2 separate regions of the Homo sapiens genome follow, and region 1 is linked to region 2. Evidence: chromatin loops called from intact Hi-C (ENCODE). Cell type or tissue: HCT116. All regions are shown on one strand. Each heading gives the region's core, and the rest is flanking DNA. Links, peaks and the distances in the headings are about the cores only.

The links. Hi-C counts contacts between places; a loop is a spot of excess contacts. Peaks named below come from ENCODE experiments on the same cell type or tissue, not always from the same donor. Only the 100,000 strongest peaks of a DNase experiment are listed, where the experiment ranks them.
Region 1: it touches region 2 in a loop (10-fold over the local background); 11 of 110 quality-filtered maps call a loop at or near these places.

Annotation. Positions count from the first base shown.
Region 1 is chr9:7,184,161-7,189,543 of GRCh38, reverse strand. No RefSeq gene overlaps it. Among named protein-coding and RNA genes, the nearest start is that of KDM4C, 430 kb to the right of the region's middle. RefSeq lists an enhancer at 3,431-3,946. In HCT116, for the core only: a CTCF peak has its summit at 3,158; DNase peaks (open chromatin) are centred at 3,153, 3,713 and 3,968; H3K27ac peaks cover 512 bases.
Region 2 is chr9:7,050,309-7,055,691 of GRCh38, reverse strand. All of the region lies in intron 17 of KDM4C (lysine demethylase 4C), which reads right to left. Among named protein-coding and RNA genes, the nearest start is that of KDM4C, 300 kb to the right of the region's middle. In HCT116, for the core only: a CTCF peak has its summit at 2,935 (motif pointing left); a DNase peak (open chromatin) is centred at 2,901.

The sequences.
Region 1 (5,383 bases), core at 229-5,228, 130 kb before region 2:
AATATCTATTCTGTTTTTTGTTTGTTTGTTTTTTGAGATGGAGTTTTGCTCTTGTTTCCCAGGCTGGACTGCAATTGCACGATCTCGGCTCACTGCAACCTCTGCCTCCCGCGTTCAAGCAATTCTCCTGCCTCAGCCTCCCAAGTAGCTGGGATTACAGGCATGCACCACTCCACCCAGCTAATTTTGTATTGTTAGTAGAGATGGGGTTTCACCATGTTGGTCAGGCTGGTCTCAAACTCCTGACCTCAGGTGACCCACCCGCCTCAGCCTCCCAAATTGCTGGGATTACAGGTGTGAGCCACCGTACCTGGCCAAGAATATCTATTTTTAAATAGCTTTCTAGGTGATATTAGAATGTAGCTTGATTGAAAACTGCCCCCCTAAAAGGCCTGGAAGTGGTCTGGAGGGTCCCACAGGCTTCAAGGCATGGGTAAGTGAATGGCAGTTCCCAGAATGTAACCATTTAACCTTTCAGACAGCAGCCATCCCAGCCTGCCACAGTCTAAGCTAACAGCTTCATCTCTTCCACTCCTTCCCAAGGACCTCATCAGACCTCACTTCTGCCCTCATTTCCCGGCCCTGCCCACTCACACAATGGAGACTCCCTTGCCAGCTCCCTCGGCTCCTCTATTTTAGCTTGTAAGACTTCAGGGACTCAGCTTCCTGAAAATACTAAAGTGAAACATTCCCTCCCTAATAACTTAGGACCTCTTATGGAACTTAGTTCTCTAAGGAGCCAGAAGGGAAGAGTAAGAAAGCACTCTGCTCAGTCTCTGACTGGTGGCCACAGAAATGTTATCCCAGGCTCTCAGGTGGTCTCCTAGCTGGGAAATATAAAATCCAAATAGCTTTAGGTCAGAGATGGAGCACCTTGGCATCAAAATGCAAGTAACTACATATGAAGGCCTCATGGTACACAGTGGAGGAAGCCAATTTTCTAGAACCTGAAGGTCCCTGAGCTGAAGAAGCTCAAAGAATGACAGAGAGAAAGAGAAGAGGGCTGTACAACAAGAGTTTCAGTGCTTTATTTACCAATGAGAGTATGAGAAGACTGAGCCTATTCGGAGAACCAATGGGAACAACCACCACAGTAACTTAGCAAAAGATACAGAAAACCTCCAGGAAAGAATTTCTGTAAGGCAGGGGCTGGTGCCTGAGCTTATACACAGTAACTCAGCCATTGGAGAAGAGGGATGATTTTGCATATTCTCTAATGTCCTTACCCTTGAACCCTAAGGTGTGCCCCAGTGATATGGTCTAGCTGCGTTCCTACTCAAATCGCATCTTGAATTCCCATGTGTTGTGGGAGGGACCTGGTGGGAGGTAATCGAATCATGGGGGTGGGTCTTTCTCATGCTGTTCTCATGATAGTGAATAAGTCTCATGAGATCTGATGGTTTAATACAGGGGAGTTTCCCTGCACAAGCTCTCTCTTTGCCTGCTGCCATCCGTGTAAGACGTGACTTGCTCCTCCTTGCCTTCCACCATGATTGTGAGGCTTCCCCAGCCATGTGGAACTGTAAGTCCATTAAACCTCTTTCTTTTGGAAATTGTCCAGTCTTGGGTGTGACTTTATCAGCAGCGTGAAAAAAGACTAACACGCCCAGGGTAGCTACCACTTCCAGAGTCCTCTTTTAAGGTGTCTCTTCCACATAAGTCATCTTGCTCTTAACACAAGACCCCAAGCCCCTAGCCCAGAAAATGGCCTGGAGTAGGAATGTAATCCAAGGGTAGTCAATAGAGGCTAAAGCAGAATGTGAGGTAGCCTGGAACAGGAATTCTTAGACAACCAGCAGTGGCTCATGCCTGTAATCTCAGCACTTTGGGAGGCTGAGGTAAGAATAGCCTGAGCTCAAGAGTTCAACACCAGCCTGGGCAACATAGCAAGACCTCATCTCTACTAAAAATAAAAAGTCAAAATTAGCCAAGCATGGTGGCATGCACCTGTAATCCCAGCTACTTGGGTGGCTGAGGCAGGTGGATCACTAGAGTCTGCAGTGAGCCATGATCATACCAGTGCACTCCAGCCTGGGCAACAGAGTAAAACCTTGTAGGAAAAAAAAAAAAAAGAGGTCTCAAATAGGGGAGGCCAACTAAGCAAGCCAATCTGATTCCTAAATAAATTAACTTATTTAAAAAATATTTATTGAGCACCAACTATGTTTAGACATTTAAAAAATCTTATTTAATAAATGCTTCTACTGCATGTACTCTGTGCCAGACACTAATTCATGTGCTTTATGAATATTAATTCATTTAATTCTCATAACAGCTCTGTAAGTTAACTACTATTATTATATCTTTTTAAGGTAAAGAAAACTAAAGGTGCAGAGAGCCTAAGTAACTTGCCCCAAGGTGTATCAATTAATCAATTAATTATTGAGTGGTAGAGACACACTTTTATGTATTAGGGATAGATCAATAAGCAAAAGAGACAAAACTCTGTGCCCTCCTCATACTGATAATTTTTGGTTTGAATGTTTAAAGAGAGAGTCAGTTGAGTGGCACTGGGAGCAGAAGCTAAAAAAAAAAAAAAAAAAAAAAAACCAATGTGAAAGCTGACAGGGAGGCCATGTGGCAGCAGAGTGTTCAAAAGGAAGGTGAGGGAGGTGACTGCAGATGATAGAAAAGTTAAAGGCCAGTGAACTGAGGGTGAGGGCCCAGTAGGAGAAGCAAGTCACATGAAGACCTGCCTGTTGCCAGCAATGTCATGTTCATGAGGCCCAGATTCTTCCTAGAGCCCCTAAGGTCCAGGTATGCAGCCGAGTTTTTTATCCTCTTATTCTTACAATAAGACCACCAGTACTGAATATGAGTAATTTTTGTTCTTCGTATTCTTAAGAGCCTCCAACATTCAGTCCTCTGGTGCCCTAATCCCTTATGAAACTAAGAACTGCACAAAGACAAACCCTAAAAGCCAGCATGCACAAAAAATCTCCTTGAAAGGTTAAAAGCATGAAATTGCACTGTTTTGGGATAAGCATGACCATGGAGAGAGGCACAAAGGTGGGATGACAATCACTCCTGCTTCAGAGAAGTGCAGGGCTTCTTGCAGATAATGCCCTTGGGAATCAGCCTCAGTTAACACCAACTCAACAGAAACAGTGGCAGAAGTTCTAGACCTGCAATTTTCCACTTCAACCAGCAGGCGGTGCAGCAGCACATCACTGCAACATATGCATTAAACAGTGGCCTTGTTACATTGGTTTCTGGGTGTAACATGGGGTAGCTTCAGCATCATCAACAGGGCTGAAAAGAAAGGCCCTCTCCCTCCACCTGGAGGACATCAACAGCTGAGAAAGCTGACATTTGTGAAGTGACATTGGGGAAGAAACAGAGCAAAATGGCAGTCACATGTGGAAACTGAGGGTTTTATGAGCACATCTGAGATGCCCCATGGGAACTCTCAGAAACAATCTGGAAGCATTTGATAGGAGACTGGACATACTGCAATAGCATCTTGTAGTTAAAACAAAAATAATGGTTTGTGTTTTCCCTGAGAACCCATTTAAACCTTCAGATTGATGTGCTGTGGGTGAACATGAATAATTCTTTGATTTTCCTTTGTCTCACCTCAGTTGATGCTGTGCTGCATGGGGAAGGCTGTGTTATTAAAGCTGAGCCAAATCACACTGATCCTCATTCTCACCTCTGCTGTGTCTCAGGAAGCCACATTCCAGATCAGTGAGTCAACTTGATGCTGGTAGGGAACACTCAGCAGGGAGCTTCAGCAATTCCAGTGCAAGTCAGAAAGAGTATTTGGCAAGGGCTGGCTCATTGGAATGTGGTCCATTAGGCAGGGGAGTTGGCCATGGTCAGAATCATAAGACCATCAGAACTGGAAACTTCCACAGGAATTGGCTTTCCCTCACATCACAGACAAGGGAACTGATGAGATCTCATGTGTCCATTGCAGGAATTTCACACAATCATACCCTTCCCCCATATCAATATTTACCAGCTCCTGCTACTCTCCCCAAGAAGAGGGCCAACCTTCCCAGTGCCCTAAACAAACTGGCTTTCTCCTCTCATCCCTTTCCTTCACTAGTATGTTCGGGGCAATACTTGGGAAAGCTTATTTTTGACCAGAAATTCCAGCCTAACTTAATGAGCTATCTGGTCTTCAGCATGGCAAGGTCCCAAGAAGTTGCAAGATTGATGATGGTGATGATGATGAACAGCAATAATGACAGTAGCAACATCCACTTTTTGAGCTGGGCACTATACTAAATACTTTATATACATTCCCTCACTGAATGTTCACCACTCTTCAGAAATAAGTATTATTCTCAAAGTACCAATAGAGACACTGAGGTTCAAAAGTCAAGATATACACTCCAAGTTGCCAACTTATTAAGTAGTAAAGGGAAGATTTGTACCCATATCTGCCTGACTCTGAAGCTCATCTCTCCTCATCTCTTGTTAGATGCGATTCAACATCTACCTTCTCATTTCAGGAAGGAAAGGGAGATCAGGTGTGCAGGAGGCTGAACATACTGCCCTAGAAGGCCATTTCTACCTTCGTTCTCTGTAACTGGTTCCCAATGGCCAGGTCCATCTGCCTCCTACCTTCTTAGAGGTCCCAGGCATTTTCTATAGATTGGTAGGAAAACTGAGGAAGTCAGAAATCTTCTTAAATTAGGAAAATATTATTCAGTGGGGAAAGAAAACCTAGGGGCAAAAAGAGCCTAGAGAGTCAGTCTTGAGGAAAATCAAGTCAACCACATTCACAATCCTATTCATTTTCTAACCCATTTAAATGGAATTCTAATTGCATAAAACAACTAATTTTGCTCATTAAGGTCCAATTAAATTCATCTGAAACTCAGGATAATGGCATTGTTGTTGAACAGCCATATTAAAGATGAAACATAATCTCTCTTGACTCCATTTCCTTTGACAAAATAAAGTTCAGCTGCTAATGAGCCCACAATACCAGGCTTCGTTTATAAATGGCAACAAAGGGTGCCAGTTTTTGAAGAGCAGTTTTTTTATTATCATCATCAACAGCCATTTCCTTTGTTACCAAAATACACAGAAATGATTACGAGAACTTTTTTCTCATTATGGCTTTGATTTTGGGGGAAAAATATGAAATGAATAGCTGCATAATCATATCACGGTAAAGTCACACATTGAAAGTCCATAGCGGGTGGCCTCACAGCCTTGATGCAGGGCATTCTATGGGCTGAGCAGACATTTCAATTTCCAGCCTTTCAGGTCTCAGACAATCCCTCCCCTAGAGTCTAAATCTCTTTGTTTCAGGGCAAACAAGAAATGCTTCTCCCTACCTAGGTGGCCCATACCCCTATATTTTTATAACCTCAGGAAACAACCTGTTTGCTCTCTAGAGTCAAGAAAGAGTCTGTCTAGTGTGAGT
Region 2 (5,383 bases), core at 51-5,050:
AAGTGTGATTGTATTTTCTCCCCCTTGATTCAACTCTTGAGATGGAATACCACAGTGAAACCACTCTATTTTCAGAATTGATATACCTTTCAAAACTATAATCTTTGGCTTGCAGGTTCACTATTATTTGCCTTCAGGTACAAATTTTAAAGTGTACAGAGGCTTCTAAGCAGAATAGTATGGTCTCAGCCAGACACGGAAAGGCTTGTAGCTCAGTCATCATTGTAGTGTAAATTCCTTTTCAAAATAATGTTCTTCACTCAGAGAACACTTGTGCCTGGGCTTTGTTCACTTGTCAAACACAAATCAGAGGTCATCGAATGCCCAGGGGCAAATCCTGCTATTCCAAAATTCATTTCTCCCTCTATTTGGTTGCAGAAATAGGATTTCAAATGTAAAAGTCCTAGAAAGGTCTAAAGACATAGAAACCAAAGGCACTGTGCTACACCACTGTGAGGACGGATGCATTTGTGACCCATGAACAATGCCAAATTTTTTGTGTTTGTTTGTTTTTTGAGACGTAGCCTTGCTCTGTCGCCAGGATGGAGTGCAGTGGCGCCATCTCGGTTCACTGCAACTTCCGCCTCCCAGGTTCAAGCAATTCTCCTGCGATAGGCTCCCGAGCAGCTGGTACTACAAGCATGCACCACCCACACCCGGCTAATTTTTGTATTTTTAGTAGAGATGGGGTTTCACCATGTTGGCCAGGATGGTCTCAATGCTAAGTTTGTTATGCAATGACAGCAATCAGAACAGACATCCGCTGCATTGAAAGATGTGATTTAATATTTAAATATTCATACAACAGTCCTATTTGAAAACTTTATCTCCAAATAGAGTATTTAAAACTAATAGTTGCATTTAGGATCTGCTACAACTTCCTAAGATTTCTTAAAACCCACAAACCTGCTCTGCTGGCTTATTTACAAAAATACCACAGATCTTTAATTAATTTAAGCTGCAGGAAGTGATCAATGTATACAATAAACATTCATGGTAAACATACAGCAACTACCAGAAATCCATACTTCTTTTTAACTCCTTTTGCTAGATTTTTAAAATGTCCTTCTCTTAAATTTTATAATCAAATCTAAGATTTTTACAGTGATCTGTCTCCAAACCCTACCGCCTTCTTCCTTCTGTGTGATACCATAAAAACATCATTTGTTATCTCTAAAGTCCCATCCTTAATCCTTCTTCCTGATCATTTTTATATTGTAAAAACAAAATAGGCCATTCTGTCTTAATGTGTGTTTTATATATCTCTATGTTCCCTTGTTTTTGTCTGTGCACAATTTTGTTCTTCTTCCAGAGATTCACTTATGACTACGGCCAATCAATCATACTAGTAGAGAAAATAAGAAAGAAAGAAGAAAAGGAAAAAATTCTGAATAAATTCTAAATCTATACCACTTGGGGTCAATTCTTTTTCTTTCAGTCCTCAGGCACACCAATCACCTGTGACTTCACACAACCCCCTAGATGGGCTACGGGGAGAAGGAAACGTCCTCAGTAGCCTCCTATTATCCTACAAAGTGCCAATCCTCACATATTCTTTTGGTGAACAGAGAAGGTGCTGCAGGGCACAGGGAAGGGGTTTGCAGTAATAGGACTTGCCACAAGGATAACTTTTCCCATACAGTAAAGTCATTCAGAAGCAAAGCAATTTATTCTAATGGACAGGTAATAAAAATACTACATAATATAAAACCTGCATTAAATATCAGAAGAATGCTGAAGCTGACAGGGAAACTGGTTCTCCCTTTTGGATATGAAGTCTTTAGCCCATTCAGCTAACTTTTCATTTCTTAAGATTTGTTAGCATTTTCATTTCTGCCCTGTAACAGGATGACTCTACTTAATAACCCGGTAGTTTTGGATAGCAACCTGTAGCATTTTTTTAGCTGGGGCAGCAATTACTTTAATAATTACACAAAAGTGAAATATTGTTAAAGAAAACGAAAGAAAGAACAAATTTAACTGGATGGAGACCACTACAGCCAAACTTATTTTTCATTAAAATGTTTTAGGTTTTTAAAAGTTAATTATTAAAGTATTTAAAATTGGACACAGAAATAAAAGAAAATATAATGTCTTGAAAATAAGTCTAATGTCATCATTGTTGTCCATTTAATTGTATGATGAACAAAGGCCACACCTGTGACATTACCAAGCAAGGTGGCTGGATGAGCTAAAGGATCTCCATGAAGCACACACCATTTTAGGATCAATAAATCCACAGAAGAGCACCAAAAGGCTTGTTTTCCATTAGTTGTCATTTTTTAAAAACTGGCCATTATACATAAGAGGAAAAAATCTGCTCAAGTAAACAAATCCTTTCCTGTATCCGCCACAAAATTCTCCTTGCACGAATAATTTACCAGAGGAGCTTTTCAAAAGCTGTAGGTTGAAGCTCTGAATAAATAAACGACTAACAATAGTGTTACCAAAATATTCAAATACCTCTGCATAAATTCCAGTATTTCATATTCTAGAAAGACTGCTAATAATGAGCATTTTAAAAATAAACAGCCTTCATATAATGGAAGACATTTTAAACTTATGCTTGCCCACCAGTCATTCTATTAGCCTCTTGCAGTTACTAGCTTTATACTAGTGTTGTTTATTACTTATTCAGAAAAACTCTAACTTGCCCCAAGGGACAGCAGCTCTTTTTCTACAGTTAAATGAAAAACTAAACTAAAAAACTGTCCTTTGGAATTCAACACTTTGAATGCATCACGAGCAGTACTTTCGATGCTCTATTGTCATCCCTTGGGCACTCGCTCGCTCTCTCTCTCTCTCTCTCTCTCTCTCTCTCTCTCTCTGCAGGTGTGGCCAGAGCTCTGGTTAGGCACTAGAGAAGGGAGGTGGTAGTTTAAGAGCAACATAAGAAACTGGTGCAGCAGCACCACCTCGTGGGTACTGAAGAGATGCAGCCCTTGCTGCTGCTTCAGGGATGAACCACTTGTCCACTCATTTTCAATCCCCAGCTGACCAGAAGTTCCAAGATCAGAATTTTCAACCAACAAGATGAGTACTGCATGCATGTTTCATAGGCTCTCTGGAGTACTGCTGGGCTCTACAATTTAATCATATGTCTCCTGTGATGCAGATAAGTAAAGTAATGCCTTGCTTTAGAGCAATATGCAGACATGTGTGTGAATTAGATCTGTTACATTTAAAGGAGAAACCGTGGAAAGGCAAAGGCCATTTGTTATTGTCTGATCGCACTCCTCCAGCCACAGTCATTATAAGCCTGACGTGCAAATAATGAATAATGATTTGCTGCCTTTTATTCATTTCATAAATATTTACTCAGTGACTACTATGTGCATATACACATACATCACAGAATTTTAATCTTAGGTGAAACTTGATTAGTATTCAATTTGGTTGTTCAATTTCCATAAGAACAGGTAATGTTAAATTGTTAAATGAGATTATATAATTAATAAGTATATAGTAGCTGATATGCACATGTTACCAGACTTTATTGCTTTGCTAACAAAAAAGAAATTTGGATTTGAAAAAAGAAAAAAATCCAGGTTTGTTTTTAAAAACATTTAACAATTTCTGTTCTGTCAGTCTTGAATTCAGTTCTTCCAACCAAGATATTCTCTAAAAATGACAAATATTGAAAATGTTCTCTTTCTGTCTATATCTTCGCTGTAGACCCGTGGATTCTTAAATGAGGGTGATTTTGCCTCCCAGGGGATAGCTGGCAATGCCTGTTTGGTGAAGGCTGCTGGAATCCTATGATGCACATGACAGTCCTCCACAACGAAGAATTATCTGCTCTAAAATGTCAGTAATGCCAAGGTTGACAGAACAAAAACTGTGTCTGATTCAAAAATGTATACTACATGGCAAGACAAGTGATAATTGTTTGGTGAAATAAATTGATTATGACATCTAAATAATTCTTATTATTTTCCAGTTGTATGAAGAGGAAGGCAGAATGGACAGTCTAGAGTTCAGAAAAGGAATGCCCACAGCTCCAGAAAAAAATATTGAAACTGACACTGGCAGACACATATATATTTATGAAATAGGCAGAATAAAATAGCTTACCTGGACTTACTTTTGCCTGGATGAAATACCACACAAAACTACTCTGCTTTCCTGCCGGCCATGAACTTGTTAGGTTACCATTTAAACTTCAGAAGAATGCCTATGTCAGGAAAGTGTACCCTTAACACGACATACAGGCAGAGCATCCTATTCCCTGGAAAGGTGCGTTTCATTCCCCACATAAGTAAATTGTATTATTCAAAGCCATCCTCTCTGAGTCTGATCACCATGGAACATCAATGAAGACTGGGGCACAGACACTGGACTGCAGTGGACTCACAAGGGTGATGATTCCTTCCTGAGGACTCTTGGTGAAAAAGAATCCAGACTTTCAGTCATTGCCCCTGTCAAACTATTACAAACTTAGACATTCTTCCCCCCAAATGAAGTTGCTCCTCGTATTATTATTCCACTAAAGATAACTACTACAAGCATTTTGATGAGGATCATTCTAAGAAACTTTCCATAAATATAACATTATATGAAAAATAATCTGGTCAAGAGGCTGCTATTTTCATCCAAAAATATTTCACAGATCTCAGTTTACATCTGTAACCATAGCTCTATGTTATCATTTGAATAGACTTTTGGTGATAATGACATTCAGTTAAGACATGCTCTTTTAAAGGTACCGACTGCTTAAGGAAGGAAATGTTCCATGAGAAATGTGATATGCACTATCAAGATGAAGCACAGCACTGTGAGGAAAGCGACAAGCTTCACCATCTTTACTTGCAATTATGATATTTCTAGATATAACACCCTGAATGTGGATGAAATAATCCTGCTGCCCTTCCCTGCTGTTCTCTCAAAAACCCTTTGGGACTGATGTGGGTAACGTTAAATCTTTAAGGAAGCACTTATGGACTAGAGAAGCCAAGACATAGGCCTGTGGAGGCAGCCTCAAGAGCAGTGACTACTCCTTCTGAGGGGCACTGCACTGGTAATAACACAGAAACAAAGGTGATTTTAAAAGGTGGTGTAGAATTTTGACAAATATCTATTACTTTTATAATCAGAAAAAAATATTAAAATGTTAACATTTGTTAATATTTGTCACACCAAACATTAAATTATTTAACATGTGGTAGTTCAACTTTTTTTTGGATATCATATCTTATAGTCCTAATTCTTACAAACGTTTTGTTTGTTTTTTGGTGTCTTTTTTTTTTTTTGGTAATCTGGGTATAAGATTTCAAGCTTTCCTATGGAAGTCCAGGAGCTGAAGAATTATACTCTCTTCTTACTTCTTCTGACAGTCACTGTGACCTTTAGAGGGCCATTTAAATGGCCCACTCATTTCCATCTT